Linked DNA regions of Homo sapiens: region 2 is linked to region 1. Evidence: read pairs that join two places in POLR2A ChIA-PET (ENCODE). Cell type or tissue: MCF 10A. All regions are shown on one strand.

The links. ChIA-PET counts read pairs that join two places held together with the same protein. Peaks named below come from ENCODE experiments on the same cell type or tissue, not always from the same donor. Only the 100,000 strongest peaks of a DNase experiment are listed, where the experiment ranks them.
Region 2: POLR2A ChIA-PET joins it to region 1 with 12 read pairs; 5 of 35 experiments call an interaction of 5 or more read pairs at or near these places.

The regions. Positions count from the first base shown.
Region 1 is chr3:195,184,624-195,192,623 of GRCh38, reverse strand. All of the region lies in intron 2 of XXYLT1 (xyloside xylosyltransferase 1), which reads left to right. Among named protein-coding and RNA genes, the nearest start is that of XXYLT1-AS2, 41 kb to the right of the region's middle. RefSeq lists enhancers at 4,449-4,964, 7,187-8,000. In MCF 10A, no CTCF peak of the experiment used is centred here; DNase peaks (open chromatin) are centred at 4,283, 4,863 and 6,803.
Region 2 is chr3:195,127,968-195,135,967 of GRCh38, reverse strand. The region is part of intron 3 of XXYLT1 (xyloside xylosyltransferase 1); the gene reads left to right. MIR3137 (microRNA 3137) reads left to right here and starts at 1,388; the gene lies at 1,388-1,462. RefSeq lists enhancers at 2,460-2,539, 4,291-4,400, 4,461-4,530, 5,642-5,951, 6,092-6,471. In MCF 10A, no CTCF peak of the experiment used is centred here; no DNase peak of the experiment used is centred here.

The sequences.
Region 1 (8,000 bases):
ATGTTATACCAGCCATGCATTCCTGGGATAAATCTTCACTTAGCTATTCTATGTAATTCTTTTTGTATTGATAGATAGAGTTTAGGAATTACAGTTTTCTTGTGCTCTCTTTTGTCTCATAGAATGAGTTGGGAAGTGTTCCTTTTCTGAAAGATTTTTTTGAAGAATTGATAAATTGTTTAATTTTTTTTTTTTTCTTGAGACAGAGTCTCACTTGGTTACCCAGGCTGGAGTGCAGTGGCGTGATCTTGGTTCACTGCAACCTCTGCTTCCTGGGTTCAAGCAATTCTACAACCTCGGCCTCCCAAGTAGCTGGGACTACTGGTGCATGCCACCACACCTGGCGAATTTTTGTATTTGTTTAATAGAGGCCGGGTTTCACCATGTTGGCCAGGTTGGTCTCAAACTCCTGATCTGAAGTGATCCACCTGCCTCAGCCTCCCAAAGTGCTAGATTACAGGCATGAGCCACTGTACCCGACCTCAAACATTTTAAATTTATTGAGACTTGTTTTGTGGCCTAGTATGTAGTCTGTCTCAGGGAATGGATGTTCTGTGTGTTCTTCAATGTGCAGAATGTGTATTTTGCAATCATTAGGTAGAGTATTCCATATATGTCAGTTAGGTCAAGTTGCTTGATTGTATTGAGTCTTCTGCATCCTTGCTAATATTCTGTTCCATCAATTATCAAGAGTAGGGTATTGAAATCTCCAACTATAATTGTTGAATTCTCTATTTCTCTTTTCAATTCTGTTGTTGCTTTATGGATTTGGGAGGTCTATTTTTAGGTGCGTATGCATATGTAATTCTTAAATCTTCTTGATGTATTGGCCCTTTTATAATTTTAAAATGTCTCTCTCTAATGATCTTGTTGTAAAGTCTGTTGTGTCTCTTGTTAATACAGCCACTCAAGCTATTGTATAGTTATTGTATGCATGGTATAGCTTTGTCCATTTTTTTAAACTTTAAACTTGTCTGTGTCTTTGAATCTAAAGTGTGTCCTTTGTAGATAGTTTATGCAGTTGGCCCTTGAACAACATGGGGATTGGGGTGCCAACCCCCCATAACTTTGGACTTCCCCCAAAGTTAAATACTAATAACCTACTTTTGACTTGGTTCCTTACCAATAACATAAACAGTCAATTAACACATATTCTGTATGTTACATATATACTGTATTCTTATAATAAAGTAAACTGGAGAAAAGAAAATTTTTTAAAGAAAACCATAAGGAAGGGAAAATATATTTACTATTCATTAAGTAGAAGCAGATCATCATAAAGATCTTTATCTTTGTCATCTTCATGTGGAATAGAATGAGAAGAAAGAGAAAAGGAGGGATTGGTCTTCTTTCTGAGGGGTGGCAGAGGTGGAGGAGGTGGAAGGGGAGGCAGGAGAGGTAGGCACACTTGGTATAACTTTTATTGAAAAAAATTCATGTTTAAGTGAATCCACACAGTTCAAAGTTGTATTGTTCAAGGGTCAACTGTAGTTTAAGTATACTTTTTAAAAATCCAATCTGATAATCCCTGCCTTTCTTTAAGAGTGTTGAGATCATTCATATTTAATATAATTAATTGATTTGGCTGGGTTTACATTTGACATTTTGTTATTAGTTTTCTATATGCCTTCTTTTTTGTACCTCTGTTATTTTTTGATTGCCTTCTTTTGTGTTAAATAAGTATATTTTAGTGTACCATTTTAATTCTTCTTTTGATTTTTTAACTGTATTTTTAAAGTCATTTTTTGTGATTCCCTAGGGCTCACAATATGCATTTTAATTTATCACCATTTACTTCAGATTAATAACTTAATTCCTATAAAACAGAAAGTTTGCTCCCGTAAAGCGCCATTCTTTCCCCCTTCCATACTATTATTTTCATATTTATTATGTTTATATACGTTATAAACCCAACAACCCAGTGTTGTAATTTATGCTTTATCCAAACTTACACATCTTTTTAAAAAGTTAAGAAATGAGAAAAATATATTCAATCTTTTATATTAGTACATATATTTAAAATTTTTGGTGCTCTTCGTTTCTTCCTGTGGACACAAGTTACCATCTGCCATCATTTCCTTTCAGCCTGAAGGATTTCATTTAGTTTTTTTTTTTTTTTTTTTTTTTTTTGAGACAGAGTCTCACTTCGCCACCCAGGCTGGAGTGCAGCAGCATAACTCGGCTCACTGCAACCTGTGCCTCCTGGGTTCAAGTGATTATTTTGCCTCAGCCTCCTGTGTAGCTGAGACTACAGGTGCACGCCACCAAGCCTGGTTAACTTTTGTATTTTTGGTAGAGGTGGGGTTTTACCATGTTGACCAGGCTAGTCTTGAACTCCTGACCTCAAATGATCCACCCACGTTGGCTTCTCAAAGTGCTGGGATTACAGGCATGAGCCACCATGCCCAGCCTCATTTAGTATTTCTTATAAGGTAAATCTGCAAACAGTTTGTTCTCTGTCTTTGTTTATACAGAAATGTTCTTTTTTTTTGCATTTTTGAAGAATTGTTTTGCTAGATACGGAATTCTTGGTTGATGTTTTCTTTTTGCTTTTTGCTTTCAATACTTTATGTCATCACATTGCCTTCTGGTCTCCATTGTTTCTAATGAGAAGGCAGCCATTAATCATATTGAAATGCCTTTGTACATAATGAATTGTTTTTCTCTTGCTGCTTTCAAGACTTTTTTCTTTCTCTTTGTCTTTCACAGGTTTGATTATACTGTGTCTAGGTATAGAACTCTTTGTATTTATCCTACTTGGGGTCTGTTGAGTTCCTTGGATGTGCAGATTAATGTTTTACATCAAGTTTGGGAAATTTTCTGTCATTTTTTTCTACAAATTTTTTTCACCTATTTTGTCTTTCTCCACTCCTTCTAGGTCTCCCATTGCATGTATATTGGTATGTTTGAAGTTGTCCCACAGGTGTCTTGGTTCATTTTTCTTTGACTTTTTTTCTATTCTTCAGACTGGATAATTTCTATTTAATCTATGTACAAGTTCATTGATTCTTTTGCCATCTTGAATCTTCCATTGAGTCCCTTTAGTGAGCTTTTCATTTCAGTTATTGAACTAACTCTAGCATTTGTCTGCTAAATCCAACATCTGAATGCATTAAAAAATAGTTTTGATTAACTGCTTTATTTCCTGAGTGTGGGTCACACTTTCCTATTTTTTAAATCTCTTATAATTCCTTTTTTGTTGAAAATTGGATGTTTTGCTATTATATCAAACTCTGATTTCTGGTATTTTCCCTGTAATGGTTGTTGTTGCTGTTTTGTTTGTTTTGTAACTTGTCTGGGACAAGTTATGATGTCTGTCTCACTTGCAATGTGTGGTCATTGATGGCTTTGCTTAGTACTTTTTTAAACTTTTGTTTTTATTTTAATAATTTGGTTTTTATTTTAAAATCAAATTAAACCCTGGATTCCTAGAGGTTGCCCTGGTGTCTGTGTAGCTTAGTGGGCAAGTCACATGTGTTACTCTATAAATGGAAATAATATAGTATCCACCTCATAAAGCTCTTGGGAAATTTGAATAAGTTAATCAATGTAAATCACTCAGTGTAGGGACTGGCACATAGTAAGTGCTCAATGGATATGCGTATTCTTATTCTTTGGTATTATCATTGTGTGAGGAAAATGAGGCTCAAAGAAATCTAGTGACTCAAGATCACACACCTGGTGAAAGCTAGCGCCGAGCTTAAACCCATAGCCATCGGATGTTACTGTATGAGGCTGCACCTCCTGGTTCTGCATCTCTGTCATGTTGTCACAAAATTTTTGTGTAAGTGCTTAATGTTTACACAAAGTTGGCTGTGGAGGGAAATGGAGCAGTGGTGTGGAAATTGGAAGAAATGTTGCCATTCAACCTTGAGAGTCTCTGATTCTGAGATACCACCCAGTGGACAGATATGGGAGCTAGCAGTTATGATGCAGGACAAGCAAGCCCCAAAATTGAGGCTTAGCCCAAGAGGGTTCTTGGCTCCTCATAGGAGACAATTCGAGAGTGCACCAGTGTGTTAAGCAGCGACTTTGATTGAAATGGCCAGTACACAGCAGCAGCAGAGGTACTGCTCCTTGAGGAGTACCTAGAGCACTCAGCATGCCTAGAGTATCAGCTCAGCAGCAATTCTGCACTCATATTTATACCATTTTAATTATATGCAAATTAAGGGTCAGTTTATGCAGAAATTTCTAGGATGAGGGTGGTAACTTCTGGTTGTCAGGTTGTTGCCATGGCAATGCTAAACTGACATGGCACATTAGTGGGTGTGTCTTATGGAAAGCTGTTCCCACTCCAGACCTGTTTTAGCCAGTCCTCAATTTGGTCCCGTGTTTGAGCCCTACCTCTGGGCAGCACAGAGGATTGTTTCAGCCTCACTCCCTGGATTTTCTTCTCCAAGGAGTAAAGAGCAAATCCTATATTTGTGGTTAGCTGGTTAGAGACTGTTTCTATTAACTATTCTTTTGGGAGCTAAACTAATTTAATTCCATCCCCTAGACTTTTTTCCTGTTCAGGAGTGGTGTCTCTGGGATGAGTCCTTCTCCAGAGTCAGATGTTTACTCTCACATCTAAATATAGAGCCAAGCAAGCTCGTTGAGACGTTAGTTGAACTCATGTCTTTGGATGGATTTCATATCACAGTGGCTTTCTTTTGTAGAGACTTTGTGAGAGAGGAGGGATTTACTTTTTTAAAAAAAAGGTTGGGGGTAAAAGGTTGAAAATAAACAAGGACACCTCTTTGAAGTGTTTAGGAAGAAAGGGAGGTTTTAAATATTTCCTGGAAATCATCTAATTTACAAATGCACAACTTTGTTAATCATGTCCAGGCATGTCCTCAGCCCCGGGTCTTTCCATAATATTAAGAGCATGTTCGGTGGAATGCAGCCTGAATCATTCACTTCTAGCTGCAAATGAAAAAAGTTTCAATCAACTGGGACTCTACCTCAATGTGCATGCAAAGCAATTAAAATCAAAGAAGCTTAAAGGAATAATGTCCAGGGGTGGAATCCCATTTCTTTCCCCTTCTGTATGTTTCAGCTCTTCAGTCGCTCCAGTAAACACTAGGACAAGTTATTAGGAAGAGATTGCCTGTCTGATTGATTGACTGTATTCTTAGGGCTCCTCATAGCACTATACAGATAAATTGGAATTTTCAGAAAAAAAATTGAATGAATATTAATAATAACAGTGGAGGCTGGTATCAAGAGAAGGGACACAGAAGAGACAGTTGGGAGGAGTGAGAAGCAAAGCTTCAGCTGGCCGGGCATGGTGGCTCACGCCTTTAATCCCAGCACTTTGGGAGGCCAAGGCGGGTGGATCACGAGGTCAGGAGTTCGAGACAAATATGGTGAAACCCCGTCTCTATCTTTTTTTTTTTTTTTTGAGATGGAGTCTTGCTCTGCGGCCCAGGCTGGAGTGCAGTGGTGGGATCTCTGCTCACTGCAAGCTCCGTCTCCCGGGTTCAAGTCATTCTCCTGCCTCAGCCTCCCGAGTAGCTGGGACTACAGGCGCCCGCCACCACGCCTGGCTAATTCCCGTCTCTATTAAAAATATAAAAATTAGCTGGGCACGGTGGTGGGCACCTGTAATCCCAGCTATTCAGGAGGCTGAGGCAGGAGAATCACTTGAACCCAGGAGGTGGAGGTTGCGGTGAGCCGAGATCGCGCCACTGCACTCTAGCCTGGGTGACAGAGCAAGAGTCTGTTTCAAAAAAAAAAAAAAAACTTCAGCCAGTGTTGTGGGTTAGAGGGCCCAGGTCCGTGGAGAGGTTATCACCAGCACTTCACTCACTCAGCAAAGATTTATTCAGTTTCACCTGTGAGCCAGATCTTGCCTAGGTGCTAAGGACATGGGGGTTAGAAAAACAGATGGGGTCGGTCTCTGTCCTCATGGAATGTACAGTGAAGATAGACATTAAGCAGATAATGGGAACAGCTGCAATAAGGGCAACGAAGGGGAAGTCCAGGTGCTGCCCGAGTGGGGGATTCAGGGTGTGTGGGGGGGGATTGTTACTAAAGACTTCCTCCAGACAGTGACATTTAAGGTGAGACAAGTGGGTGGGACTTAGCCAGGCCAAGACACGGAGGAAGAAGAGTGAGGCCGAGAGCATATTGAGTGGAAAAGCTTTGTGGGTGGAAGGAGCTTGATGTGCCCCAGAAGCTGAAGCCTTAGCTGCCTGGAGCACACCCCGGTCAGGCTATTCAGGGCCTTGAAAGCTGTGCGAGGGATTGGGGACTTTATCCTGGGGACAGTGGGATTTGCAACCACTGGTGGCATTTTAACCAATGGAGTAATATGGTTTGCATTTTCATCCAGTGACTTAAGTACTTTTGCATGCGTTCTTCTGTGGGATGGACCTGAAAGAATGGTCTGGACTTGAGGATCCCTGGAGAGCACAGTGAAGCTCAACGAAGAGTTCCAGTTGTTGGGTTGTGGTGAGGGAACCAGCAATGGAAGGTTTTGAAGAGGGGAATGACATGTCTGGGAGCAGCTCTGTGGTGGCTTTCAAAAGTTCTGGGGAAACTTGATCATGTAGCAGAAGGCAGCTGAGGAGGCGGTCCAGGCACTTAGGAGCACAGTGGCCTGGACTTCTTAGGTGAGAGGGGAGGTTGAGAGCTCGTGGTAGGTGTTGCAGGGACCCTAGAGCCAGAAAGCTGTGGACTGGTCTTCAGAGCTTGAGGGCCAAGGGAGCAGGAAGCCTTCACAGGAAAAGAAAGGTCTGAGTGAAAGTGACTGAAGAGAGGTGGGAAAGGGAAGGGAGAGGCCTCTGGTCTTGTTGTGCAAGGAGAGGGAGTGTCCAGGTATGTAGATGGGGTGTGAGCCTCTTTTAGAGAAGTAAGGGTTGGGCTCACTTGCAAGCACTCAGGAAGGACCGGAAGGAAGAAAGTGAAGATGCCGTCCCCATTGTGTCCCTCAGCGCCCAGAGGGTGTGTCGACCTGCTCCTCAGGCCAGGCCAGCCCAACACCTGTGACTAACATGACCTCAGAGTCTAAAATAATGTGTGCCACAGCTCTGAAGTCAGAAGGCTGATTTTTATAAATCAGCACAAATTGACCTTATTACCCATGGTCCTTCAGTGACCTCAGAAATCAAAGTGAAAAAAAAAAAAAAAAAAACCCAGCCCTAAACCTCTCTGGACCAAAGTTTTGCTCCTGAAGCAGGACCCCAAAATACTAGTGGCCTATTTTCTGCTGAAGTCTCTCTGTCCTCATGGTTCTGGAGAATGTCCTTTCAGTATCTTTATTCCTCCCCCATTTCACTGCAGATGTGCTCCAAGTTTCATGTTCCAGCAATCAGATGACCACGATGGAATATTCCCTGAGCTGGTGTTTCCAGTCTTTAGTCTAAGTTCTAAGACACTGAGCATTCCAAAACCCCTACTGTTCTGTTTCCCAGAACAGACCTTTCTTCCCTATTCTCCAGCACCCTCTGTTCCTTCCCCTTTCCTTTCCTTTTCTTTTTCTTTTTTCCTTCCTTCCTTCCTTCCTTCCTTCCTTCCTTCCTTCCTTCCTTCCTTCCTTCCTTCCTTCCTTCTTCCTTCTTTCCTTCCTTTTTTCTTTAATGGGAGTGAGGTCATTTGTGGAGCTGTCACTGCTCTGCAAGAGGGCAGGCATGAGGGGTGCCAGGCCCTCCTGACTTCTACCTTCTGATTTGTATGGTTTGTAAAATGAGCTGTATAAATGCCCAACATTTGATCAAACGAAACTGAAAGGATGATTGATGATGCGGGGATCAAACTTACCATTTGAATGTAGACCATTTTATTGGTAAAGATGAATGAGAATGATTTGGCCTGAAAGGGAACTTCAGATTTTTTTCCTAATTGAAGTAGTCACTTCTTTCAGAATGCTAAGTTCCCTGGAATATTTTCCCAGCCTACTGTGTCTATGATAGACTCAAATATTGGAAGTTTTACCGGCTGTGTGTGGGGTGGGGAAGGAATTCTGTTGGTTCTCCGGTGAGTCCTGAAGAGACCTTGTTTCTGGGTAAGTAGAC
Region 2 (8,000 bases), 57 kb after region 1:
CTTCTACACCATAGAGGGAATGTTGGTCATTATCAGAGGGCATGGGTTTCACTTTTTTATGTCTGCAGCCTGAGTCGGGTGAACCTTTCTCTTACCCTAGGGAAGCACTAGAATAATGCCTGCCTGCCTACCTGACTGCCGTCCTGCCATCCCCGTCTGTCCATCCGTCCATCCATTTATCCATCTAAGGTGACAGCAAAGATTTACTGTAGAAAATCTCTTTCCCACAGTAAAAACCTCTTTTCTACAGTAGAAAGCTCTTCCAGTCTGAGTTTCCGTGTCTGCCCCTTCAGTCACAGGAACCCCATCCTGCTATGTACTGCAAAAGCAGCTGACTTCTGCCACAGTGTCATTCCCGTGGGTCTCAGCCTCCTGGTGCTGAGGCCTAGGGACTGTGTTCCGAGCCAGCCTGGGTTCTCCAGGGAAGTGTGGAGGTGCCCAGTGTGTCATCTGCCCTGGAAAATGGAAGCCACTTGTACTTCACTGTCCTCCCTCCCATCTCCCAACACCCCTTTCTCTTCACTGAAATGCTGAACAAACCTCCCTGCCCCTGCTGACTGACTCTTTTTTGATAAGGGGATGGAAAGATAGACTCAGGTGCCTCGGGTCCAGTCCCTTCCTATCCACCTTGGTTTCCTCCTGTGTAAAATGAGAAAGGTGAATTGAACTATCTTTCCTAACTCTAGCAGACCATTATAGATTCTGTTGATATCGTCGCAGAATTCTGGGAATGGGAGGGACACCGAGGGTATCTCGCCTCATGTTGGATTCCGCCTGCAGCATCCCAGATCTGTCAGTCTCAAGCGGATCACCTCCCACAGTGGGGACGTGGCCACTTTCAGAGCAGCCCATTATTTGATGATTGGATGAGTTTGTTAGAATGTCTTTCTGTCTATTAAACCTAAAACAATCTACGCCCCTGTGGTTTCTACCCATTGCCCCTGCCAAACATACTCTGATGCCAAACGAAAACATGTCCTCACACCTTTCCCCACAAAAGTCCTTCAGATACTCAGATTTACAGAAAAGCTCTTATTTACTGAGTCGTCTTTGGAAATAGCTGATAGCTCTTTGCACGTGCGCGCACGCGCGCACACGCACACACACACACACACACACACACACACACACACACACACACCCCTCTTCACGCCATGATGCCAGCCAGTGGGAAATACGGATGGAAAGCGTTTCCTCTCTGCCAGGCTTCCAGAGGCAGGGAGCAGGCCTGTCTGGAGGAACTCTATGCAGACATACATTTCTTACCGGGGAAGCCAGGGCCCCAGCTTGTAGCTTTCTCCGAGTCCCTTCCTGGCATCCTGAAGATTAATCTTGTCAGCTGCTGGGAACACAAATGTGTGTGCTGATTCATTACAGTAGCATGGTATACAGGTCTGTAGCCTGGGAGCAATGGGGTGTATGGTATAGGGGTAGCCTCGTGCTCCTGGGCTACAAACCTGTACAACATGTTTCTGTACTGAACACTGTAGGCAGCTATAACACAGGGGTAAATATTTGTATATCTAAAAATACTTAAATATAGAAAAAGTACAGTACATAGAAAGAGTAAAACATGAAAAATGGTGCCTCTGTATAGGGCATCTACCATCAGTGGAGCTTGTAGGACTGGAAGTTGCTCCGGGTGCGTCAGTGGGTGAGTGTGAAGGCCTGGGACGTTACTTTGCACTGCTGTAAGCTTTTTCTATTCAGGCACCTGTAGGCTATGCTAAATTTATAGAAATAAATGTTCTTTCTTCAAAAATAAATTAACCTGAGCTTACTGCAGCTCTTTTCCTTAGAAACTTTTAAATTTTAAAAACCTTTTTGACTCTTGTAATAACACTCAGCTTAAAACACAAATATATTGTACAGCTGTACAAAAATTTCTTTCTTTCTTTCTGTCTGTCTGTCTGTCTTTTACTTGGCAGGGGTCTCACTATATTGCCGAGGTTGGTCTCAAACTCCTGGGCTCAGGCGACCCTCCTGCCTCAGCCTCCCAAAGTGCCAGGATTACAGGCATGAGCCTCCACACCCAGCCAAAAGTAAATACTTTTTCTTTTTATCCTTATTCTGTAAGCTTTTTTCCATTTTGTAAGTTTTTAATTTTTTAAAACTTTTTTGTTAAAAACAAGCCAAACACATACATCAGCCTAGGCCTGCACAGGGTCAGGATCCCCAAGACGTCACTAGGCAATGGGGATTTTTCAGCTCCATCATGATCTTCTGGCACCATCCTCTGTTCGTGTGTTCTGTCGTTGACTGCAACGTCGTCACGTGGTGCGTGACTGTATACAATGCTGCATGGCAACAAGTTGCCGAGAGTGTGCATCTGGGAGCGTTTGGCACAGCAGCTCGTCCGCCTCTGCTTGTTAGGCGTAGCAGAGGTGACTCAAATATGAAATGTTTATCATGCTGGAAGCTGAACATCTAGTTTTCTTGGTGCAGACACATTCATTTTTAGAGTTCAATAGATGCTGTCACTTATGGGACACATTTCTCCTGAAGGTCTTTGATCACATTTGCCTGTAGAACTTCCAGAAACTCTTGGACACCTATTGAATTCTCCAGTGTTTTCCTTCTTACTTGAGAAGAAAGTTCCCACCCTTCTTCCCCCTCTCCCACTCCCCACCCCAAGGGCTGGCTCAGTTATCCACCTGCCGATGTCAGCTGCTGGTACTCCAGGGCCATTCAGGAAAAATTAATTTTCCTTTTTTTATCAGAGCGTTGGGACTTGCAGCCATCTGTCTGCTCAGCAGGCGGGGCACCTGGGGCTTCAGCCGTCTTTCTCTTCACATTTCATGCCCCTTAATCTGCCTGATTCCTTCTCTTGCCACCCTCCTTCTGTCAGGTCCCTGAGACCATGCTGGTGCTTACACTTGCCCACCACCTCCACCCCAAGCAGGGTTTTTTATTTATGATGTTGTAAGCTTTTGTTTCACTAGAACTCAGCAGGACGATTCAGTTTACAGAATGTAGTTACTTCTGCCCTTGTTAACCAGAAAATCTAGTCCATCAGAATATATGGTTTTGGTAGAAAGAGAATTGTGCATGGAATTAAGCAAATACTTAAAATCTGGCTTCACTTTCTTCATTGGTAAAATGAGAATCATATTGTGCATCTCAGCGTTAATCTGTGTAAACCTGAAAGTGTTCCATATATTTATGAAAGATGATTATTACTAGTCTTTAAGCATCCTGCTTCACTACGGTCTGCTGGCTGGTAGGTGTCAGTTGCAAATCTCCAAGTAAGCCGAGAATAAAACCGTGGCGTTCCTCCTTGGCTCTTCAGCTCTGATTAGGTGTATCCATCTCCCCAGTGAAGGCTGATGTCATTAGTTCCTCCAAAAACTTTGCCTACCTCTCAAACTGCAATTTAAATGCAGTTTAAATTAATGGTGAACAGAGACATAGTTTGTAATAATAACAACTGCTGCTTAATGAATGTGTGTCATGCGCCAAGCACTGTTCTAAGCACTTATTTTCTTTCTTTTTTTTTTTTTGGAGACCGAGTCTCAGTCTGTTGCCCAGGCTGGAATGCAGTGGTGCGATCTTGGCTCACTGCAGCCTTGACCTCCCAGGCTCAAGTGATCCTCCTGCCTCAGCCTCCCGAGTAGTCGGGACTATAGGCGCGCACTGCCATGCCTGGCTAATTTCTTTATTTGTAAAGATGGGGTTTCGCCATGTTGCCCAGGCTGGAGCATTGGAATGTTTAATTATCCCAACTCCATAAAGCCAATACTATTTCTATCCCCATTTTAGAAGTGAGGAAGCTGAGGCACAGAAAGGCAAAAGCTCATGGCCAGCATGTCACAGCTGTAAATGTGGAGGTGGGCTTCAGGCCTTAGCGGTGTGGATCACATGCTATCCTTGTCCTCTGGGTATTGCAGGCTGGCACTGAGGGACCCCACTGGGTTCCTTAGTTCCTTAGGAGTGAGGTCCCGCCTGGCTCCCCCAAGTCTCACTGGCTGGCTTCTAGCATCTTCCTCTTGGGCCTGCTAGATGCTGATCACCTGCCTGGACTTCTGTCTTCATTGGCAAACCTCTTCACTGAGGCCCTCAGGGATAGACAGCAAAGATAGTGTCCTCATTTTATAGAATTTGTCCAAGGTCACAAAACTAGGAAATGGAAGATCCAAGCCTCAAGTATAATTGAGTGTTCTTTTCACTGTGTGGTAATATTATATATTTTGTGATGACTATGAAATTAGCCTGGATATGGTGGGGTCACTGGTAAACATTTACCATAGAGGTTTGTCACCTCCTGCCTGCCTCATCACCCTGGCCCTGCCCCTGCTTGTGCTCTGAGAGTGGTCTTCGCAGAAGGAGGTTCTCAGTTCTCAGTTTGAACTGTTGCTTGCATTGTTGACTTGGGACCACAGTGGAGGAAAGAGAGCGGGAAAAGTGTCCTACAGCTGGAATGGAGCTTTCTGGAGATGCACTTTCTTGCTGTAACAGATTCCAAGCCATTCTTTGTGACTGCTGATTTGTGGTGCACTTTGCTGCAGTTGCAGAAATAGCTGTGCTATAGTTAGCCAAAGGCTATATGTCAGGCTTGCTCTATAACAGCTAGCTGCAAAGCCAAGGCCTGCCCTTACTTGTAAGGTGCTGATGAATGTGGAGCTAGGACTGAAAAATCCACCCGCCTTTCAGGCAAGTCAGATCACCTGTCCCTTTCATGAACAAAGAAGACTGTGTGTGTTTGGAAATGAATGGGGAGACGGAAAGAGGGTGGTTCGGCTTCTGAGTCTAGGGTGTTTGAGCAATGTGGGGGTCAGGTAGTGGGTAATGAGGATGCCTGTGACAAAGCGAGGCTGCTTCCTCAGCAGCTTGGGAAGGAACCGGCCAATGGAGCAGGCCGGCACAAGGGAGAACACTGTTTGGGTCCCATTTCTGAGAATAGGCCGTAGAGGGCACGAGGGATACATTGAAGGAGGGACCTGAATGGTCCTGCTTGCAGAATTTGCAGGTCTTGGCAATGGTGTTGTGTTTGCAGGTCTCAGGCTAAGCAGACCCTTGGGGATCCTGTCACCATTGGGTCCAGCTCTGCCTTGTTTTTCGGAGCGTATGGGACAAAGCCGCAGTTGGTGCAGCATAAAGACCTCTTCCGATCTGGCCTCAAGCTGATCTTTCAGCCTCACTGCCCTCCTCTCCCTTCTCCCTGCACCCTGAAATTGTATGCACGTTTTGTTGTGTATGGCCATGGGTACATTTGTTCAGATTCTTGAAGGTGCTGACTTGAGCCCAGCCCCTCCAGATTGCCTGTTGCCTCCGTTCCCCTCCTCTCGCCTCCAGTGCTTTGCTCAGGCTGATTTCTTAGCATAGCATGTCCTTCCCCAACTCTGGCTGTGGAAACTTACTTCCTTTGTAAGCTGAGCTCTAGCATAGCTACTGGCATGAACCCTTTCCCTGATCTACACTTCACCCGTAAGTAGGAATCACCTCTCCTCTTTCCTCCATTTCTGAAGCATTCTGCTAATGACTTGGTTAAAGCATTTATTTAATCTTACCTGGTGTCTCCACAGCTAAAGGTTATAAAGTCCTTGAGGACCAGCAGGGTCCACCCCATCTTCACTCATCTCTGCCTTTCCCCTCTAAGCCCAGACCTGCCTAGCAGTTTCTAGAAGACAGCAGGCTGCATTCAGATAGTCCCTGTCTACTGAGTGTGATCATTGTCACTTCAAAGCCAGCTCCAGAGTCATCTCTAAAGGTGCTAATGGGCAGCTCCTACCTGTTGGTGGGCATGCTGGGGCTGTACCTGAGGGTCCTCAGAGAGGGACCACAGATCTACCAGGAAATCCTGGCAACTGAGTAGCTTGCACTGAGTATTTGCTGAGACTGGCAGAATGGCAGGAGAGACATTCAAATGGCTAAAAAGCACACAAAAAGATGCTCAACATCGTTAGTCATCAGGCAGAGTGTAAAGCAAAGCTACAGTGAGACACCAGTTCATATCCACTGGTCAGCTATAATAAAAAAAGAAAGGCAGGACAATAACAGGTGCTGGTGAGGAGTTGGAGGCATGGGAACCCGCACTCACTGGTGGTGGGAATATGAAGTGGTACAGCTGCTCTGAAGAACAGTCTGGCTGTTCACAAACTTAGTGACCCTGACCAGCCGTTCCACTCCTAGATAGGTGTACAGAGACCCGAGAGAACTGAAAACATGCGCCCACACACTAACATGCAAATGGACGTTCGTATCAGCATGAGTCATAATAGCCAAACGGTGGAAATCACCAAATGCCCGAGAGAACTGAAAACATACGCCCGCACACTAACATGCAAATGAACATTCATATCAGCATTATTCATAATAGCCAAAAGGTGGAAATCACCAAATGTCTATCAACTGATGAATGGAAAAGCAAAATATGATGAAATGTTATTTGGCCATAGAGGGAATGAAGAATTGATACATGCCGCAGCACGATGCACCTTGAAAGCATTAAGACGAGTGAAAGAAGCCCGTCACAGAAGACCGCACTATATGCGTCCATTGAGATGAAATATCCAGAAGAGGCAAAAATGGTTGCTTGGGGCTGGGGCAGGTGGTCCAGGAGTTTTGGGGGAGCGATAGCTAAAGGGTACGAGATTTCTTTTTGAGGTGATGAAAATATTCTAAAATTGTGTCATAGTTACACAACTCTGTGAGCATACTAAAATCCACTGAATTGTACATGTTAAATGGGTGAATTGTATGGAATTTAAATTATGTGTCAAGAAAGCTGTTACCAAAAAAAGAGAGAGAGAGAGGGCAGGAGGTTGTAAATGGCTGCCGTATAAGTGCAGACTTCAGTGTTCACGCTAAACTCTGCTGTCCCTCTCTATGTTAGCCGCGACCTTCCCCCCACACAATATTTTTTCCAGGGTAGAACAAGCATTAAGTACTGACAGATCTGTATAAAGTCATTTTTTAAAAGATGAAAATTTTTATTTCATTTTAATGATTTAGTTGCCTTTTTACTTTCCAAGAGAATGAAAATGACTCGTCTCGCATGGGGATGTTTTTCTTGGCCACTGGGACAAGACGGTTCTACTAATCTTCCAGTGTTGGCGCATGCTTTCATTTATTCAGTCAGCCAGTCATTCTTGCACAGCAAATATTTATTGTGTACCAGTGTTTTAAGATTTGAAGAGACAGAAATAAAAGTCTCCACCTTCAAGGAGCTTATACAAGGGGGGAGACATTCAAGTAAGCAAGTAACAGATAAGTATTGTGATGAGGGGCTCTAAACACATAGGAGAGGCCCAATTAGAGGTAATCAGGGAAGGCATCAGGAAGAGGTGACATATTGGAAGGAAAGCAGGAGTTGGTCAGGAAGAAAGGACATTTTAGGTCCAGGGAGCTACAGGAGCAGTGGCTCAGGGTAGTTTAGGGAGCTATGAGAGTTTAGTCCAGGAGCCCGGGGTGTGCAGGTAAGAGTGCTGGTCCAAGGAGTCAGACACAGAGGGCCTCATAAACCATGCAAAGGCATTTGTGCTTTATCCTGGTGAGGATGGGGAGGTCTGGTTTCATTTTCATTTTAGGATGTTGACATTGGTTGCATGGTGGAGATTAGATTGGAGAGGAGTGAAAACATGAATACCTGGGGCTGAGATGAGATTTAAGGGGGGCAGCTGGAAAGGAGGATGAATGCGCTATGGGTTAAGGATGCACTGGGGGTTCTGGCTTGGGCGCCCTGGTGGGTGATGATGTGGTGTGTCAGGTAGGAAGGGATGTGCAGGCGTTTGTCAGTCATTTGCCTCCCTGGGGGGCTGTACTGAGGCTGAGCTATCAACACTTCCCTGAGCAGACTAGGACTGCATGCTAGAAAGGGATGGAAGTGTTCTGAGTCTGCCTCCCACCAGTGGTGTGGCCATGTGCCGTCAGCTTCCCTGGCCCCGTTGCAGGTTACAGGTCCTCATGGGCCCTGGGCTCCTGGCATGCCAGGCTCTTTCACTTGCCTGGACCTTGGGTTTCCCAACTATCTGTATGAGGAGACGGATGTTTGGATGTTTAAG